3 separate regions of the Homo sapiens genome follow, and all the other regions are linked to region 3. The links are chromatin contacts, found by Hi-C or POLR2A ChIA-PET in ENCODE. All regions are on one chromosome and are shown on one strand. Each heading gives the region's core, a stretch centred on a gene start or an enhancer-like site at or near the end of the contact. The rest is flanking DNA. Distances are from core to core; before and after follow the strand shown.

What was found. A loop is a pair of places that touch in the nucleus more often than their neighbours do. ChIA-PET counts read pairs that join two places held with the same protein, here RNA polymerase II (POLR2A). Pooled maps may share reads with other maps.
Region 1: a loop to region 3 is called in a map with no recorded cell type, with 3 times the contacts of the local background. The contact joins two enhancer-like sites. A Hi-C loop is called at or near these places in 10 of 168 maps with a recorded cell type or tissue (A673, CD4-positive, alpha-beta T cell, CD8-positive, alpha-beta T cell and 6 more), 24 of 37 single-sample maps with no recorded cell type and 20 of 50 pooled maps. POLR2A ChIA-PET finds 5 or more read pairs at or near these places in 2 of 52 experiments (CD4-positive, alpha-beta T cell and GM12878).
Region 2: a map with no recorded cell type shows a loop between it and region 3 (12-fold over the local background). The contact joins two enhancer-like sites. A Hi-C loop is called at or near these places in 8 of 168 maps with a recorded cell type or tissue (GM12878, GM20431, gastrocnemius medialis and 4 more), 13 of 37 single-sample maps with no recorded cell type and 10 of 50 pooled maps. POLR2A ChIA-PET finds 5 or more read pairs at or near these places in 9 of 52 experiments (CD4-positive, alpha-beta memory T cell, GM12878, OCI-LY7 and 6 more).

Annotation. Positions count from the first base shown.
Region 1 is chr1:160,664,322-160,667,021 of GRCh38, reverse strand. No RefSeq gene overlaps it. Among named protein-coding and RNA genes, the nearest start is that of SLAMF1, 19 kb to the right of the region's middle. RefSeq lists enhancers at 967-1,528, 1,542-1,601. Within about 2 kb of position 1,346, at least 19 of the 41 ENCODE cell types and tissues checked have a DNase peak (open chromatin) inside an H3K27ac peak, as active enhancers do; they include CD4-positive, alpha-beta T cell, CD8-positive, alpha-beta T cell, GM12878 and 1 more, where a contact is called at or near this core.
Region 2 is chr1:160,623,222-160,625,962 of GRCh38, reverse strand. SLAMF1 (signaling lymphocytic activation molecule family member 1) reads left to right here. Exons shown (of 7, transcript NM_003037.5): 4 at 1,778-1,867. Among named protein-coding and RNA genes, the nearest start is that of SLAMF1, 22 kb to the left of the region's middle. RefSeq lists an enhancer at 1,089-1,218. Within about 2 kb of position 1,365, at least 5 of the 41 ENCODE cell types and tissues checked have a DNase peak (open chromatin) inside an H3K27ac peak, as active enhancers do; they include GM12878 and OCI-LY7, where a contact is called at or near this core.
Region 3 is chr1:160,428,278-160,431,172 of GRCh38, reverse strand. VANGL2 (VANGL planar cell polarity protein 2) reads right to left here. Exons shown (of 8, transcript NM_020335.3): 8 at 2,503-2,895. Among named protein-coding and RNA genes, the nearest start is that of VANGL2, 29 kb to the right of the region's middle. RefSeq lists an enhancer at 1,076-1,305. Within about 2 kb of position 1,337, at least 10 of the 41 ENCODE cell types and tissues checked have a DNase peak (open chromatin) inside an H3K27ac peak, as active enhancers do; they include CD4-positive, alpha-beta T cell, CD8-positive, alpha-beta T cell, GM12878 and 1 more, where a contact is called at or near this core.

The DNA.
Region 1 (2,700 bases), core at 97-2,596, 240 kb before region 3:
TACTGGACTGGATCCTGACCTGGAGGGAAAATTATGGTTACAAAGGGTCAACCGACAAAATTGAAATGCAAACAGTAGGTTAGACAAGAATATTGTTATCAATGTAAAATTTACTTAAGTGATAACTATATTGTAGTTGTGTCAGAAATTATCCTAATTCTTTACACTGATGTATTTAAGATAAAGAGCCATGCCATATGCAACCTACCCTATAATAGTTCAAATAGAGACAGAAAGAGAGAGAGAGAGAGAACTAGCTAATATTAAAGCAAAATGGGCAAAACATTACAGAGAGGTATTCACAGTCACAGCCAACTTGTAGACCCCTCCCTGCAGGATATTTATAAGCGTGTTCTTTGTACTATTATTAATAATAATTTTTTCTTGCAGCTCTTTTGACATTATTTTCAAATAAAAAGTTAACTACACAGATTAATGAAAGGTCTGCAATACTTATTTCCCCTTGATGGTCCTTCAAGATGCTGAGGGTCTGTTCTGCATTTACCACATCCTCTTCTTTCCTTGTATAGGCCTCTCCTTTTATAGACCTGTGAGTTCTCAGAGTACATTATCATTTTCAACCTTGAATTCCCATTGAAACCCTTGAATTCCCATTGAATCATCTGCCAAAGACGACAGTTTATTTTTCTGTTGATCCAATCAAGAAAAGGAGAAAGCTTCCATGAATAATAAACAGATGGGGACTACAAGTTCCTGTGACTCTGCCGGGCTCTGCCCAATGTGTCTCTCCATTCTGGCTCCCAGGCTACAGGAGCACAGCCTCTGTCAGTCTTGCTATCTCTGGCAGAGGACAGCAACACAGAGCAGAAGGACCTCTTTAAAGCCTAGGTTTAATAATGACAACATTTTCATGCTTAAATCCTTCAAGGATAGGCTCGTTGGAGAGCCTACAGGGTTCTACTGATCCTTATGTGGCTTGGTTTCTGTGATTTTCTCCTGTCCAATTTCTAGTTTGGCCCCTCCTTTGCACTGAATGCTGCAACCTTCCTGAACTGCTAGCAGTTCCCCGAATTTACTCAATGCCTTTGCTCAAGCTTTTACACTTCCTGGAATCCCCTCCCACTCCTCGTTGACCTAACAAACTCCCACTCATTTGTTAAGACTCAAACCAATTGTTGCCTCTCCAAAGTCCAAGAACCACTTCTTAGGAATAGGACTCTCTCCCTGGTCCATAATCACCGTTTCCCACCCTCTTTGTGATAGGAATGATTACTACAAAGAAGACTTAGAAATCGTCAGCAGGGAAGCCCATAAAATTTGCATTTCCTAATTTTCTGTAATCTTGGTGGAGGACAGGAAGGAAGTGGCCAGGCCAAGGCCGTCTGGCAAGTTACCAGCAGGGCTGAGGCTGGAAGTCAAATACACATTCTCCTTTCTTTGTTGATACTACTGGGTACTCCCTGGGGCTTGACCCATTGCCCTTCTTATGTTCGAAAATGTCTTCTGGACTCTGTCAAACCCTAGACAACTCAATTTTGCAGGACCTTCTAGGGGGGCAATGTTGGAGGGCTTGTTGGCTCCTAGAGAGAGCACTGGAATGAGCATGTTTGGTTGGTCTTCAAGCTTATACCTAGTACCCAGAACCACATTTCAAGCTTCTGGGAGGTTGTGTGGTATAGGGGAAGGAGCATGACCTTTGGAGCCAGACAGCCTTGAGTTTGAGTTCCAGAACCGTCATTTACCAGCTTCTGAACCTCAGGAAAAGTAAACTTTCTAAACCTCGGTTTCCGTATGTGGATGATTTTTAAAATCAGGATTAAATGAGATAACCTCAATAAATCATTCCACATAAAGTCTGCCATACAGTAAGTGCTCAATAAGTATTAGTTGCCTTCCTCTGTCCCAAACTTCTCCTTCCTCTCTTCTGGGCTGGCAACTCTAATTTTAATGAATTAAGACAAGATCTCTTAGCTTAAGTTTCCCCAAGTGTAAAATAAGAGGGAAATGGTTGTATAACTCATATGACCCAGATCACGGCTTCTTTCTATTTTGCTTTTATCAATCTTCTCAATCAGGTCTGTGTACTGAGCACAAAGGCTGCCCATGGGTGTGACATGAACAACGGAGGTTTTGCTCTCAGAGGAAGTGGAGAGGGGTTGGGAGGTACCTGGGGAAATGCAAATTTCATGGCTAAGTAGGACTTCCCTAGGTCTGCTGACTTCCAAGATGCTTCTGAGGCATAATTCCAGTGATGATGTGAAGGTGTGGGGCCAGTTCTACCCCCACCAAAAAAGGCCACAATCAGTATATTCATTCCACAAACATTTTTAGCACTTGCTGTATGCCAGGCATTGTTAGATTGGGGAACCATGAAGGTAAATAGAGCATAATGAAACTCAATCAGGATATGGGTGGATTGACCTAAACCCAAGAGATTTGGTTTCTGGTTACGGCTTTTCAAAAACTAGCCATATGGTAAGTCCCTTAGAAGTTTTAGTCTCTAAGTATTAGCTTTCTTGGGGTGAAATGAAGGAGTTGAAAATATGACTTCTATATTTGTTTGCTTTCCTTCAGATTATACTTCTCCTCTCAAAGTCAGCTCTGTGTTTTCAAATAGCCCCTGGAAATCTCCATATGCATGAACCGTAAACATTTAAACTGACCATATCCCAAGCCAACAAATAATCTTATACCCCTTGCTCTCAATTTTGCCCCTAAGTTATCTCCACCTCTTATACT
Region 2 (2,741 bases), core at 116-2,615, 190 kb before region 3:
GGCTTTGCTTCTTATCCTAGTATTAGAGTGATTTCTCCAGTGGTTCCTAGTGTCGATATCATAAACCTTGAATGAATCAATCTGTCTCAAACACACACATACACACATACACACACACACACACACACACACACACACTCCTGCACAGAGGGTTCTCAGTGACCATAAGTCACTCAGAGTGGAGCTGCTCCTTCCTCCAGCATCAGCAATGATTCAAAATGTCATGCTTTATACAAATTCAGAACTCTCTGCCTGCCTCCTAACTTTTTTTTTTAATCAGAGCATAAGACTGTTGAAGTTGGTATCTGGCAAAATTAAAACATTTAATTTAGGGGATAGAACCTATAACCAAGGTGTTTGCAAAGTCAGTTCAGTGAGATTCCTTGGGCTAACTTGATGTGTGAAAGGCCTAAGGAGAAAAAGAATCTTTTCAAATCCAGAAGGCAACTTCTTGCCAGCTATCAGGCTGGAGGCCCCTTTGGATCTTGTAGGCTGCATTTTATGAATTCATTGAGACTGTCTGTATCTTTGGTCAACTCTGTAAACATCTGATTGTGTCCACCATGATTCTTTCCTTTGGAACCCGACTATTTTTCTTTCAATTTCTGCCCCACAAATTCCTCACAGGTTCAACAACAAGCAGGCTTATTCCACAATCATCCTTATAAGTTTCCCTTACACATTAATGTTAACATCTGGTGTTACTCTATTTAGAACCTTAGTGCGAATATTCTACTTAGAACCCTAGGGCTTCAGCTCGGTCCCCACTGTTCATTACCCCGGTATAACTTTTTCCAAGCCCATAAGTCTCTCTAACTCTCCAAGAAGTCTGTCTTTAGTATTCAGCCACATTTCTACTACTAAACCAAGCTCTAGTTCTTGAGGTTCTCCAGGCTGTTTTCCTTCTCCATAAAATGAGAATAATGAGTGTACCTACCTTGTAAGATTATTGTGAGGATTAAATATGTTAGTACACATGATGCACTAAAAATATGTGGCCCATTGCAAGTGCTCAATAATTGTTCATTATAATCTTATTGAGCTACATGTCTTGTTTACTGGGGGTGATAATTCTCATTCACTGTTTGTCAAAGTGTTGCTCCTAGTTCAAAAGGATTTGATAAAGTGGGTAAAGGAGAGAAAACAATAAAAGTTTTCTCTCTGATTTTGAGCCTTGATGATTAGTTCTCGGGCTAATTTTAAACATGAAGATGATTTAGAGGAAAGACTAAATACTTTCCTTTCAGTTCAGGTCTGCTGGGTTCAACCCAGTTATTTGCATGAAAGGACAACAATAGCACTATTATGTTTATTTTTAAAAAAGATAAGTAGATCTTTCTTCCTCCCAGTGTCTCATGAGAATAGCGTGAATTCACAGGGACGGCACATGGAACCATTATATTCTCTTTACCCAAAATGGATACAGGACACATTAGCAATCTTAAGATGGAGAAACTGGGCAGAGAGATTGACTTAGGAGAGATGAAGATAATTTAATGTTAGACATGTGGTAGTTGAGTTAAAAATAAAGCATTTGGATAGAAAAATCTTCATGAAATTAAGAATGTGAAAGTATAGTGAGAGAAATTAGAATAAGAAAACAGATACAAAAATTTTCAGTGGTCTAAAGCTGACCTCTAAAACCATGAAAACAAACGTCTCCCTTGGGAGAGAATGCAGAAATAGAACATGAGGCTCCATTATCCCACTTTCATGTAAGATGTTTTTAAGCTCAGAATACTTTTGAGATTGCTCTTTGACTTCTTTTTTTTTCCAGAAACAAAACCATGGGCAGTGTATGCTGGGCTGTTAGGGGGTGTCATCATGATTCTCATCATGGTGGTAATACTACAGTTGAGAAGAAGAGGTAGGTGTCTGGCAATAAATAGATTCTTATCACACTCTCTGTGGTAAGCAGGGGACCTCTCTCCACAGGCTCGGACTTGCTCTCACAACTCTGGCTTTCTGCATGGGGCCACCTTTGCAAAAATAGTAGATAAACATATCCTGGGACCTTGCTTAATTCAGTCTAATTCAACATGTCTTGATCCCCTCTACTAGGCTGTGGAAAGAAATAGAAGAGCCACAGGTTTCTAATGTGAGAGACATTATTCAGATAATTTCAGTTTAGTGTGACTAGCACTGCCATCAGGGTAAACACAGGATGCTGAAGAAGTGAACAAGAGGTTTAAGAGTATTCACTGGGAACAGAATTCAGAAAATTATTGGATCTCATCCAAAAAGTCACCAGGGTTAGAATGAAACCAATAAGGCACAATTATTCCCCTGCAGTTGAAGTGCCTAGAGGTACCATCCCCTGTCCTCTCTTCCAAATTTCCCTATGATACAATATCTCAGGGCATTGTGCTCCCCTCAGCCACCTTGACTACTACCAACCAATACTGGAGTCAAAATGTCCTGACCCAAGACCAGGAGAGATGCCCCGGCTGCCTTCCCATGGTAAGGATAGAACTTGATCCTCATAACACTGAGCTGATGACTGATTTCATTCTCAAGTAGATCAGTGTCATCTACACACAACCTTCTTAGAAAAGCCCTTACCTCAGCACTCTGATGTTGGTTTTGCATATATAAAAAAATCTAGATCATAGCACAGCGACCTACTTGTGTCTCATTTCCTCCATCTAAGAGTTAGCCAGGTAGGAGGGATGGGTGATTCAGATAGAAATTAGGTTGACAGCCTATGGGGCTCGGGGTAGGGCAATCACATTTAGCTCATA
Region 3 (2,895 bases), core at 88-2,587:
CCAGGAAAATAGTGTGCTTCCTCGGGTTGCCTACAACATATGACAAAATAAAATTTCCCAACTTATCTAGCAAAAGTCCCATGAGCTCCAAGGGGAGGGGGCCAATGTTTTATTTATCTTTGTATCACAATGCCTACCACACAGTAAGTGTGCCCCCAAAACTTGCTGAGATGAAATGAGAGAAGCCAATGCCTTGGCCAGGTTTCCCAACTCTAAACCAGTACCTTCTCCCACTATTCTACATACTCAAATGTGGCATTCACTGTTATGAGCAGGTAGGATGTCATGTCTGCCCTGCCGTTTGTACCAAGAGAAATGGACCCCATTCTCAGCCTGAAAAGAAACTGGGGAGCTAGACAGGGATGACTATTCTCCAAGATTTACTATGTAGGTGGTCCTTTATTATCTCTCTAGCATCTTCCATGACCATGTGTACACTAATGCTGCAGTGCTTTTCCAAAGGCTGACTTTCCCCTACCCCAGCCTTCCTGGCAATTGGAAGAGCATTACTATCATATGCTTAAAGTAACAAAAAAGCCAAGGGTTACCTTAAGCAAGCTGACTTTCAGTCTGTAGAAGCCATTAAACTATCCCAAACAAACAAAAAAAAATAGTAACAAAAAAATTAAAATTAAAAAATAAAAAACTAATAACAAATCACTGAGACCTTGGTCTAAAGATCTTTATGTCTCCTCAGCCAGAGCCCCAGCCCCCAGTTCCCCCTCTCGGCTGTATTTCAAAGGCAAAGGCTAAAAAACAAAAATCACACATGGGCAGCATATGTAATCACATATAATCACATATAATGTCATGAAGTCCCAGGCATGACCCTGACAATCCACCAAGCTGGGTCCCTAACTTCAGTGCTATGTGAAGAACTTCTGTGGAAAACACATCCTTTCAAACAAAAGTTACAAATACCCTTTGCTGCCTGACAAATGGTCAGGATTATCACTTTTGCTTGCAGCAAACCTCTAGAGAAAATATGATCTTATCAATCAAATATTGAGGTCTGGCTTTAAATCTATGAATTCCTGGGGCCAGCATTACAAGAGGAGGTCCCTGAGGTTAACTAGCCTTCTCAAGGGTCCACCAAGGTTAGCTCAGTGAGGGCAGGACCATATCCAGTATCTTTACCAGAGAAAGTACTTTAGTATCAGGCTGGGAACATCATAGGCACTAAATAAAGAATAAACTTAAAAGGTGTTTACTATACTTGGCTGTTGAGAACAAGAATAATTTCAGAGGCATGCTAAGGTAGAAATTTGGTCACAATGTAAGTCACAAGTTGACTCTGAAATGAACTGGAAACAGCAAGTGAAACTATTCTACAAACCTAGTTACAGAAAGAACAGAGCCGTGAGAATGGGGATGCAATTTCAAGGGAAGTATTTTTGTTTGTTTTCACATGAGAAAGACTGGAGTGCAATTTTAAAGGGAGAAGCAAGTATATGATCCCTTTCATGAGCCCCTATTGTATTGTTAGTTGTTCAGTTCATTATTCATGCAACAATTTTTTATTGAGGACCAACTATATGCGAGGAACTGGTTTCAATTCTAGGAATACTTAGATGAACAAAATGTAATCTCAAGGTGAGTGTGTTCCCCCATCTTGAGTCTTAAACAAACTTCCTAGATTTCTTGAAGGAAACTCCCCGAGCTCCTTGGAATCCAGCCAGGGTTTGTCTACACTCTGCCTGAGAACACGCCATGAAGCCTTGCACTAGGGTCACCCAGCCTGTCACCCCTGTAAACTGGGTCATCCTCCAGGATGGAGCCTCTCTTGCCTTTGCATCCCCAGAGCCTGGCAGAGTATGAGGCAGGGGAGAGGAGGAGGAAATCTAGTGAATAGGCCACCTCCATACAGAAATGCTTGTTTTTAACCTTAGCAGGCTGTTTACATGCTAAGCATCTTGCCCAAAGTCACAGAGGTCAGGCCCAGGTAAGACTGGGAGAAGGGACCCAATCTCTTGAGGGTGATTTTAGTACCTGATTACATGCATTACAGTGACAACAGAGCACTGAACTCTCTACATATTTAGAACTAATATATATACTACAGAAACTTGTCTCAATGAATTGTGATGGGCTGTCACCACTGACTGAAATCTCAACTATCCCCTGAAATTCCTATGGCACTTTATGTTTTAGAAATACGTTTTAGAAACCCACTCCTGCCCTAGAGGCCATACAGACACAAGCTTGCTCAGGAGGGTGGACCCAGGAAGTAATCTTTCTTTCTCTATCCTGACAACTACACCAGGAAGTGGTTAAGCCCTCACATTGTTGTTTCTCTCTCTTTAGAATCAGGATTCAGAATAAGCAATTTCCTTTTTCATTTTCCCATTTCTCTCCAACACACCCTGAAGGCCTGCAGAGCAATGATGAGCTCACACTGCCCCCTCCTGCCCATTCCCTCCCTAACAAGGAATATATTCATTATTCCCTGGCCCTCATTTGCTCCCATTCCTGTAAAGAAAGAAAAGCAACAGAATGCCCCCACAAAAGTCAAATGTCTTTATTTTATATAAAAAAAATTTGTACAGTTTTAGTTCCTATGTTTAAGAAAAAAATCCTAAAATTGCCGTAATGTTTAGATCCACTGCAAACTGTAGAAACAAGCTTTTTATATATTAAAAAAAATTTACATTTTACAATTTTCTACATGCATGCACAAGGTCTCAGCTCTGTAACCCCACCCCCCCAAAAAAAAGGAAAAAAAATCTAGATCCAACAGTGGAAAATTCTACATTTACAATCTCACTTGGAAGGGACTCAAAAAGCCCTCTTCCTTTTGCGCACGGAAGAACAAATCACAACAATCACACACCAGGACTGAATCCATCAGCAGATACTGCCCTGTGGGAAGGGCAGAGGAAAGAGAAGACAGACGGA